2 separate regions of the Mus musculus genome follow, and region 2 is linked to region 1. A link is a loop called in an ENCODE intact Hi-C map of the cell type or tissue named here. Cell type or tissue: left cerebral cortex. All regions are shown on one strand.

What was found. Hi-C counts contacts between places; a loop is a spot of excess contacts. Peaks named below come from ENCODE experiments on the same cell type or tissue, not always from the same donor. Only the 100,000 strongest peaks of a DNase experiment are listed, where the experiment ranks them.
Region 2: a loop joins it to region 1, with 2.2 times the contacts of the local background. A loop is called at or near these places in 1 of 42 quality-filtered maps.

Annotation. Positions count from the first base shown.
Region 1 is chr14:60,892,880-60,897,879 of GRCm38, reverse strand. All of the region lies in intron 18 of Mipep (mitochondrial intermediate peptidase), which reads right to left. Among named protein-coding and RNA genes, the nearest start is that of Mipep, 110 kb to the right of the region's middle. In left cerebral cortex, a CTCF peak has its summit at 4,173 (motif pointing left); DNase peaks (open chromatin) are centred at 2,267, 2,441 and 2,782; H3K27ac peaks cover 763 bases.
Region 2 is chr14:60,967,573-60,972,572 of GRCm38, reverse strand. It overlaps Tnfrsf19 (tumor necrosis factor receptor superfamily, member 19), which reads left to right. Exons shown (of 10, transcript NM_013869.5): 8 at 490-592; 9 at 1,342-1,744. Among named protein-coding and RNA genes, the nearest start is that of Gm41167, 68 kb to the left of the region's middle. In left cerebral cortex, a CTCF peak has its summit at 1,974 (motif pointing right); a DNase peak (open chromatin) is centred at 3,999.

The sequences.
Region 1 (5,000 bases):
AAAAATTCTGAGACTGCCTCATATAAATAGTGGGTTTAAAAAGTTGAGACGAACCTCACTGGTGTTGATCCGGGAAGGCAGGGAGATGGTGGCCAGAGTAGCGGGAGATGGCCAAGCTTAGTTAAGGAAAACATGGGGTGGGGTTGTCTCCACAGGCATGGGTCCTCCTAAAACTGGTTCTTTGCATATAAAGCCAGGACAGGGACATTTTCTGTTTGTGGGCTTTGCAGTGCTGGAGTGTTTGGGAGTTGGGGGGTGGGGGTTGCGTGTGAATTCCCAGGAGACAGAAGGCCCTGGAGCTCTGTATCTGGAGGACAGGCAGACGATGGCCTGGTAAACCAGGAGCGCCAGTGATCAGGACAAGCGCACCAGGACAAGTAGCCCACTCACTGCACCCTTACAACTCATGGCTGATTAACTTCCATCAGACCAGTGAGTATTTGAGTTGTTAGCAGCAATCTGAGAAACTGATAGGAGCCTCAAGCTCCAAAAGGAAAAGACCTATTCTGCTCCCAGGCCAGGAGGTCAGTTATAAAAACCAACCCAGGGGCTACCATGCAACCACAGAGGCGCCGTGCAGGGGCTGAAGAGGACTCCTCTGGCCTCTCGTGGCATTCTGCAACTCGAGATGTCAGTCTGACTCTCCACTTCTGACTTGTGTAGGTATTTTCTTTTGAAGCATATGGAAGAGGAGAGCAGAGGAAAAAAATATTCTTCCTTTCCTAAATGGACTTTGGAGGTCTCTAAGCAATGTTCTGACAGTAGAGTGAACAACAAGAAAGCATTGGATGGTCAACTGGATGAGGGTCTCTGGACCAGGCACCTGGTGTCCCTAAGCCTCCATCCTGCTGGGAGCGATCTGAGGAAAGGCAAAGGTGCTGGAGATTAACTGGCTTACGGTCACCTACTTTGCTAGACTGTTACACAGATTAAATAAGACCGTGTTTAGTGCAGCAAATGCTTAGTAACTGGTGACAGTAACCCTCAGCCTCAGGTGTCTGAAAACCTGCTTCCCAGTTCAGGAGTTGATGGACGAGGCTGCTTATTATTTTTGCACAAGCTGAATTCCAGGACACTGCTCTGTGATTAAGTATTTAGGTTATTACCACAAAACTTACGATCACAAGCTAATTACCCAGCTCATGATTCAATGCTTATTTTACTTTTTTCTGCTTCTTTCCATCTGCTTAAAAAAAAGTGTGATAGCTAATGCTTAATAAAGCAAGCAAGCAAACGAAGGTGTTACTAAAATCCCCAATGGCTGACCTGATAGAGCTATATTAAGGTTCCTTAAAAACATTACTGGGGTGATGAAAAATTCTGGAAACAGAGCCTGGGGATAATAAGACAATCTTGTAAATGCGAATCCTTTTGAATAGAACACTGAGCTGGCTAAAATGGTAGGTCACAGATAGCTCAGGTGGCACGCGTGTGAGGACACAAGCTCAGATCTTTGGCACACACATAAAAGCCTGGAGCAGAGACAGCGATTCCCTTTCTGAATTGTCGAGTTTCAGGTTTGGTGAGAGACCCAGTCTCAATGAGATGAATCGAGAATGAGGAAGACAGCTAACATTGGCCTCTGGCTCCTGCTCATGTGTGCACCCCACCCCACAAAATCACACACAGCGACTTTATGTTGTGTATACTTGACCACAGCTGAAACAGAAGAGATCAGAAGTACTACTGTGCAGCATGTGGGACATCCGATGTGGTGGTCTGGGTTAAAATGCTAATCGCCATCTACAAGGGAAGCAGAGCACCTTAAAGAGACCCAGGAGTCCAGGAGGAGGTCTGAAACCCATCCTCAGCACCATGACTAATTCTAAAAATCCTCTGTAATAGTTAATGGCTATTTTGTTATGCCAAAATAATTATATGTGCCAAACTCAGTTCAGACCAATTGAGAACGATAGCTACAAAGGCTGCCTGACGCCCGAAAGATGTTTAGCGACTTTTTACGAGATTGGAATTCCCATTCCAAGTCTGTCTCTCCCAAGCCCGAGGCAACTGTGTGGCTCACCTTCCCCACTTTGAAGTTCTTCCTTGCTACACGGCTGTGGCTACCCACACCTATGGATGAGGGTGGATCCCACTATCTCCCATCAGCTCCGGAGGAAACCGCCAGCAAGTCGAGTTCCTCCCTTCCTTCCTTGGAACTGAAGGCTGGCTGTTCCCTCAGCTGCATTAGCTAGTAGCATCTGTGGCTGTTCAAACTGGCTGCCTCTCTGAGCCGCGCTCCAGTGGAGCCTCTGAGAGAAGCAGGCCAGCAAGCACGGCCCTGACGAGAGCTGTGTGCACACTAGCTGGGTCTCATTTCATCATCAGACAGAATCATTCTACTCACAATTACATTTCTGGGTTACAAAACATCTTGCCTTTTGTAGCTCAATGTCTTCCCGAGGCCAACATGCCCACACATTAAATAAAGATGCACCACACCCTCTTAAAAAACTCAGCACCCGTGACAAAAAACCCCTCAGCCTCAGCCTTGAGAATGCAGGTGCTCCCTCTCAGTTTGGCCTCCCACACAGCCCTCGGCTATTTCTGAGGCTATGTTGGGTGAGTATCTGAATAAGGAAAAGTGAAGGAATCTATTTACTTGGCTATTATGCCATCTGCCTTTATTCCTGAAACTCTGTCATAATCCTGGTGCCCTCAGCTCTAGATCGGGGGTCCTGACGCATGTCTTCTCTTACTCCTTGTTAAAGCTGTTCAAGAGAAAGCGGTTCCTGCCCATGACCACGGTGAAGATCTGCACCTTGCACCCATACTTGGCCGATCTGATTTTACTGTAAGGTCATTTCCCTGCTGGTAAGGCCAGAGAGCTGTGTCTTTTGTAGCCGGGGTACCGCTTCGCACACTGGTCTCTCTGAGAGCCTCGGCAGCACCGGCTTCTTTAGCATCCGTGTGTTTCTGATGATGCAATTCAATCACCAAAAATTATAAAGGAATGAGGGGAAAAAGTACAGCAGAACATGCAGGCGATGACTTCCAAGGCCAGGACTGCCTGGTATAACCTGAGGAAGACGCTGAAGGGATTATCAGCCCACGAGAGATGAGTCAGTGTCCCAGTTGAAATTCAAGTTCTGTCTTTGCTACCAGGTGACCTCACGCAAGTGAATTACTAAGCACCTGGGCTGCTCAAAGGATTAACAATGAATGCAATGCACACAGCACACGGCAAATCAGAGACCCTGAACACAAGCTTTTAGCTATAGTTATTGCTACGGTTCTCATCACCCTTGCTGTGTTTGTAACTCTCTCCTATACATTAAACTCTAAAACATAAAGTCAGACCATTTGCTAAGAGCCAACAGAAAGCATTAATGCTTGGACAAATCGATATACAAGAGCATGTGTTATTTTTATGGAAGTTTCATGTTAGTGTGAAATGTGTGTGCATGATGCCAATTCCACAATCTAAATTCATTATCATTAATGTTAATCCAGAACTAAAATCCTTTTAGATTCCTGAGCGGCTCATATACAGGAGACTGTGCTGATTGCTAAAGGACATTTTCCCATTTTGATGCTCTCTGAGAACTTTTCCAACAGGAGATGGCTAGCTAGCAAATGGTAGCTTCAATTATTTTTTAAAGAATTATTTTACTTTTAAGTATGTGTATGGATGTGGGTCTGTGTGTATGTGTATGAGTTCAGGTGCGTGAGGAGGCCAGAGGCGTTAGAGTCCCTGCGCTGGAGTGGCAGGCAGTTGTGGGCTACTTGTCATGAGTGCTGGGAGCCACCTTTAGGTTCTCTGGGAGGAAAGGATTGGCTCTTAACTGCTGAGTCAGCTCTCGGCCACTCAGTTCCATGCCTTTGGCTAACATCTGCTCTAACTGAGGCACACTTGGTTGCAGGTGAGTGTTCCCAGTGTCCCGCTGGTGGGTCCCCAGCGCCAGTCCGGACATTCAGAAGCTCAAGGCCTCAAGAGTACTGGGCAAGGAACCCGGGCCTCCAATCAGAGCGCCATGCAAGCGATGCCTGCTTTTCTAATGTGTTTTATGGTTTACTGTCCACGTGCATGGCCCCAACCTCATGTTAAGAATGACAATGGGGTGGGGGTGGTGGTGGTGGTGGACAGGGAATGGGGGGAAGGAGCTAGAGAGATGGCTTAGCCGTTAAGAGCTCACAACCATCTGTAATGCGATCTGCTGCCCTCTTCTGGTGTGTCTACATACAGCGACAGTGTACTCACATACATAAAAAAATAATAATCTTTAAAAAGAATTTTTTTAAAAAAAAGAATGACAACTGGAGCTTGGCCCAGTGGTGAACAACTTTAATCCCCACACTGGGGAGGGAGAGGCAAGTGGATCTCTGTGTGAGAAAAAGAGACCTTATCCCCCCCCCCCCCAACAAAAACAACAATACCATCTGGAGGCTAGAGAGATGCCCTACTTGGTAAAATGTTTGCCAAAAAGCACAAAGACAGGACCTTGGATATGTAAAACCTGGGTGTATGGGGCATAGGCTTGTAACCCCAGCACTGGACAGATGGGCACAAGAGGGTCCCTGGGCCTGGCAGCCAGCCACTTAAGCTGGTTCAGAGCCCTGTCTCAAAAAGGTGGTGATGTGACACAGGAAGACACCTGACAGTGACCTCTGCAAGCCTCATATACTTTTACATAATCACAGACATGTATTATGTATACATACATTAACAAACTAATGTTAATGTTTTATGATATTCCCATTAAGTAATCAATTCATGGAAATATATTATCTATGTGCTACTTTGAAAATGTATACACACATCTAAACATGTTTTAAACAATGTGTTGACTTTTAGTGTGTGTGTGTGTGTGTGTGTGTGTGTGTGTGTGTGAGGGTACACCACGGCACATACTTTGAGGTCATAGTAAAACTGTGTGAAATCGGTTCTTTCCTTCTACCTTTATGTGGGCTCAAGGTTTTGAACTCAGGTCACCAGGTCTACACAGCAAGTGCCTTTACCCACTTGATACATCTAAGCAATCCTACCCATAAATTTCTGA
Region 2 (5,000 bases), 75 kb before region 1:
CAGCGTACAAACTCCACATGGCTAATGGTACTTAGCACTGGTGCCAGTCTGGCCTAGCATCCCTCTCTATTGTCTTGAGTTTCTGGTTCATCTGAGTGTAGTACCTATGACAGTATCAAGTCATCTCTTGGGCACTATTATCTACTTCATCACTCATATTCCAGGGTGGCTGTACTGGCCTCTTGGAATCACCCAGTGTCTCTTAGTGATGTTGCAGAACGGACCATCTTGGTCCATATGATACACATGGAATGAGAATGCTTTACCCTTGTCCCCCGTCCCCCCTTCCTGAATGGTCTCATTGTACAGCCCAGGTTGGGTTAAGTCATCTGTCCGTCCTCTTGCTTCAGTCTGGACACCAGTGTGCGGTTCCTCCTTCTGCACCCAGTCACCCAGACCTTTCCAAAGGGAGCAAGGTTTAGCTGGAATGAACAAGAAAGTTCAGGAAAAAAACAAAGCCCCCTGCCTCACGCTCTTCTGCCTTCTCAGGGCCTGTTCACCTGATTCCGTCCTTGTGCTGTGAAGAGGCCCGCAGCTCTGCCCGAGCTGTGCTTGGCTGTGGGCTGCGTTCTCCCACTACCCTCCAGGAGAGGTAACTGTCCTTTAGTCAACAATGTATATTCCTGTTTGCAAACATGAATCCTGATTTACCAGCTTTGTGTTAACTATTGAATTCTGCCTCCTAACCATTACCAATGACTTCTTTGAACCTAAAAGAGTCCCCTGCAGGGATCGCAGGGGTCACTGATAACCAGTACCACCTTCTGGCACTTTCTCCCCATTCACTCTATCTTTCTAAGATTTTAAAGTATATGTGTGTGTTTCTGTGTGAGGGCATGTGTACACAAGTACAGGTGCCCTCAGAGGCCAATAGGATCAGTTTCCCCTGGAGAGGGTGTTACAGGTGGCTCTAAGTCTCCTGGTGTAGATGCAGGGAACTGAGCTCAGATCCTAGGAGCAGTGTATGTATGGGCTTAACAGCTCAGCTCTCTCCCCAGCTTATATTCCTGAGATTTCTATTATTTCAAAGTAAAGGCTCACTCATCACAATCTGTTGGCATACTGTTCTAAAACAACAACCACGAAAACTCAATTAAGATTAAGAAGATGCAGGTGTTAGACATTGGATATGCTTATATTAATTAGAAATAGGTATAGAAATCAGTTTTAAGGTCAATGGAGAAACTTTAGTAGCCATACTGAGGCAAATTTAAAACAATAGTTAGCACTGGAATTCTTAGTATTACAGCCACAGACTTAAAATTATAGCTGAAATGCTCTTCTGTAGTAATGGTTTTCATCACTGTGTGATACTGACAAACCTTTTGGATGTGTGTTCAGAAACCCGGCTTCTGTGGGGGACACGATGCCAGCCTTCTTCGGGTCTGTTTCCCGTTCCATCTGCGCTGAATTTTCTGATGCCTGGCCTCTGATGCAGAATCCTCTGGGTGGTGACAGCTCTCTCTGTGACTCTTATCCTGAACTCACTGGAGAAGATACCAATTCCCTCAATCCCGAAAACGAAAGCGCAGCATCTCTGGATTCCAGTGGCGGCCAGGATCTGGCTGGGACAGCTGCTCTAGAGTCTTCTGGGAATGTTTCAGAATCTACTGACTCACCTAGACATGGTGACACTGGTACAGTCTGGGAGCAGACGCTAGCTCAGGATGCTCAAAGGACTCCAAGCCAAGGAGGCTGGGAAGACAGGGAAAACCTGAATCTAGCCATGCCCACAGCCTTCCAGGTAAGACAGCAATGGCTTTCAACATGAGCCAGGCAATGGCCTGTGCTAGACAGGAGGGGACCAAACTCCATTCCCATGTTGAAATCTGGGGCGGGAGAAATTTCTGGGGTAGCTATATTTTATTATTTCTTATACATTATTTTGTATACATAATGAGAAGAGGGTTTTTTTTTGTTTTTTTAAAGATTTATTTATATATTATATGTGAGTACCCTGTAGCTGTCTTCAGATGCACCAGAAGAGGGCGTCAGATCTCATTACAGATGGTTATGAGCCACCATGTGGTTGCTGGGATTTGAACTCTGGACCTTTGGAAGAACAGTTAGTGCTCTTAACCACTGAGCCATCTCTTCAGCCCCTGAAGAGGTTTTTTTTAAAGACTTATTTTATTCATTTTATGTATATGAGTACACTGTCACTGTCTTCAGACACATCAGAAGAGGGCATTGGATCCCATTACAGATGGTTGTGAGCCACCATGTGGTTGCTGGCAATTGAACTCAGGACCTCTGGAAGAGCAGCCAGTACTTTTAGCCACTGAGCCATCTCTCCAGCCAGAGAAGAGTCTTAAAATAAGTTTCAAGACTTTTTTTTTTTTTTTAAAGCAAACAGACCCATGTTATGGGAGCACAAAGGGCATGCGCATCCTTCCTTGTCTTCTTAAATCTGACTGCTTGGTGTGAGTGCTTCCTGACAAGGAGCCTACACAAGCTCCTGTCTCAAGAAAACATGTTTGCAAGCATATCTTATATTCTGATATAAATGGTGTCTTAGGGTCCCTATTGCTGTGACAAATGAAAACACCTACAAAACACTCCTGCACCTATAGCTCAGGGAACATTGCAGAAGAGGGGTCAGAGAGACCGTAAGAGCCAGAGAATCAGGGAGTTTTCTATGAAACTGTGTCTCCTAGTAACAGAAGAAGCCACACCCACAGTCTCAGCAATGTGACTGTCCAAGCAGGCAAAGGATGACACCTGCAGACATGCCAAACTGGAGGCCCATGAGGCCTCAATGCTACACAAAGAGCTCCAGGTGGCTGAGGAGACCTGGGAGGGGGAGAGGAGGTGGCCTTTCTTAGGACAGAGCACTCCAGTTGGTTGGCCAGTACCAAACAATCAGCCCTGAAAGCATACATACAAGTAACATTATATAGGCTAAAAAGGTTATATGTAGGAGTAAATATGTATATACAAATACATATGTGCATGTAATAACAATGAAAAAAGATCACAAATTTGAAGGTGATGCGGAGGGGTATATGGGTAGATTTGGAGAGAGGAAAGAGGAGAGAGAAATGTTGTAATTATTTTATGTATATATATGTATACATATATGTATGTGTATATATATATATGTATACATGCATATATGTATGTATATGTATACATATGTGTGTGTGTATACACATACATATGTATATATATGTATACATATATATGTGTATATATATACATACACACACGCATATATGTATATATATAGAGAGAGGGTGGGGGACGAAAGGTAGACCCATCATCATCAAAATCAGCTTGGGGAAGAGAGGGTTGGTTGACTTTGGCTTAACAACTCTCAGCTGACACTTCATTGCTGAAGGAAGTCAGGACAGGAACTCAAACAGGGCAGAAACCTGGTGACAGGGGCTGATGCAGGAACCTTGGAGGGGTGCTGCTTACTGGCTTGTTCCCCATTGCTTGTTCAGCCTACTTTCTTATAGAACCCAGAACTACCATCCCAGGGGAGTCACAGTACACAGAACTACCATCCCAGGGGAGTCACAGTACACAGTTATCCGGGCCTTTCCACATTATTAAGAAAATGTCCTACAGGCTTGCCCACAGGCCAATGGGGTGGGACATTTCCACAGTTTAGGGTCCATCTTCTCAAATGACTCTAGCTTGCGTAAAGTTGACATCAAACTAGCTCTCATAAATGGCAGTAAGGAAAGAAAGCTCAGATAATTATCATCGTCTACATAAAGATAACTTTCAACCCAAATAACTGTAGGAAGGACATAATTTTATATGACATGAATCCAGGAAGAAGATGTGACTTTCAGCTTGCACAGCAAAACTTAATAGTGACAAAGTTAATTTCTGAGATATGCTATCTTACAGTCCACAGGTAATTTAGGAACATCTAACTAGAACATTCTAAATTTAGGAAAAGAATTTCTAGAATGTAAACCATTTCCATATCCCCCTACAATAGAAACAAAACCAACATTTTGAGCCTGTTTAAAAGACTCCCTTCTGGGTTCTGAAAAGTCCTTCCTCGTCAGGTATTATACTTACTTAATCTGTGAGACTGAGGCCTCCACCCACACTGGCCCCCTCGTGGGCTTGTGGCAGCCAAGTGCTGAGCTTAACTAATTTTGCTGTTATCTCACTAGTGCATTCAAAGAAGCAGTCCACAGTTCCTTTTAACAGGCTCATTTTTTTCCAGGTAGACAATACACTTAGTTCTCATAAGTAATTTGATACTACCAAATGAGATAGCACACACTTAGGAAGATCACCATAAGTTCAAGGCCAGCCTAGGGTACATAGTGAGTTACACAATATCATGGGCTACATAGCAAAACTCTGTTTTTATTTGTTTGTTTGTTTTTTGTTTGTTTTTTTTTTAAGCCAACAAGATCAAACAAGAGACATTTTTTCTCCAGCAGCTTCCTATTAGCAAACATGGAGCATCTAGATCAGTGAGTCCATGTTTTAGGTTGACTTTTAGTTGACTTGGCTCCATTGCATAGATTCATTTGGAATTCAGAAAGGAACTTATTCCCACCAGAAGCAGCCCCAGCCCTGGTGTGAGGCTACGATTTCCAAAGCATGATGACTTTGTCTCCCGAGCCAGTATTTTTACACACTCGTGTTATTGTGGGTGCTTTAAGACCACCCAGGATATGATGGTGATGCTCCTGTTTCAGGATAAATATATAGGAGTGAGACCTAGCTGCCTTTAGCATCCATGCGTCCGTTTAAATTTCATTCTCCCTGTGCCCATCCAGTCAGAAGGGAGCAGAGCTGAGGGATATGTGGTATCTGCTGTCGAGATCTTTGAGAGAAGGAAGCTAGCTTGTTTCCTTCCAGGAAAAGTTTGCTTGTTGGTTTTACAACGTTACGTTTTGTTGTTATGGCACTGAGAAGCACATGTGGGTGTCAGGGGACAATTTGCAGGTGTCGGTTCCCTCCTTCTACCATGGGTTCTAGGGATCGAACTCCATGCACGGTAAGTGCTTTACCCATGAGCTATG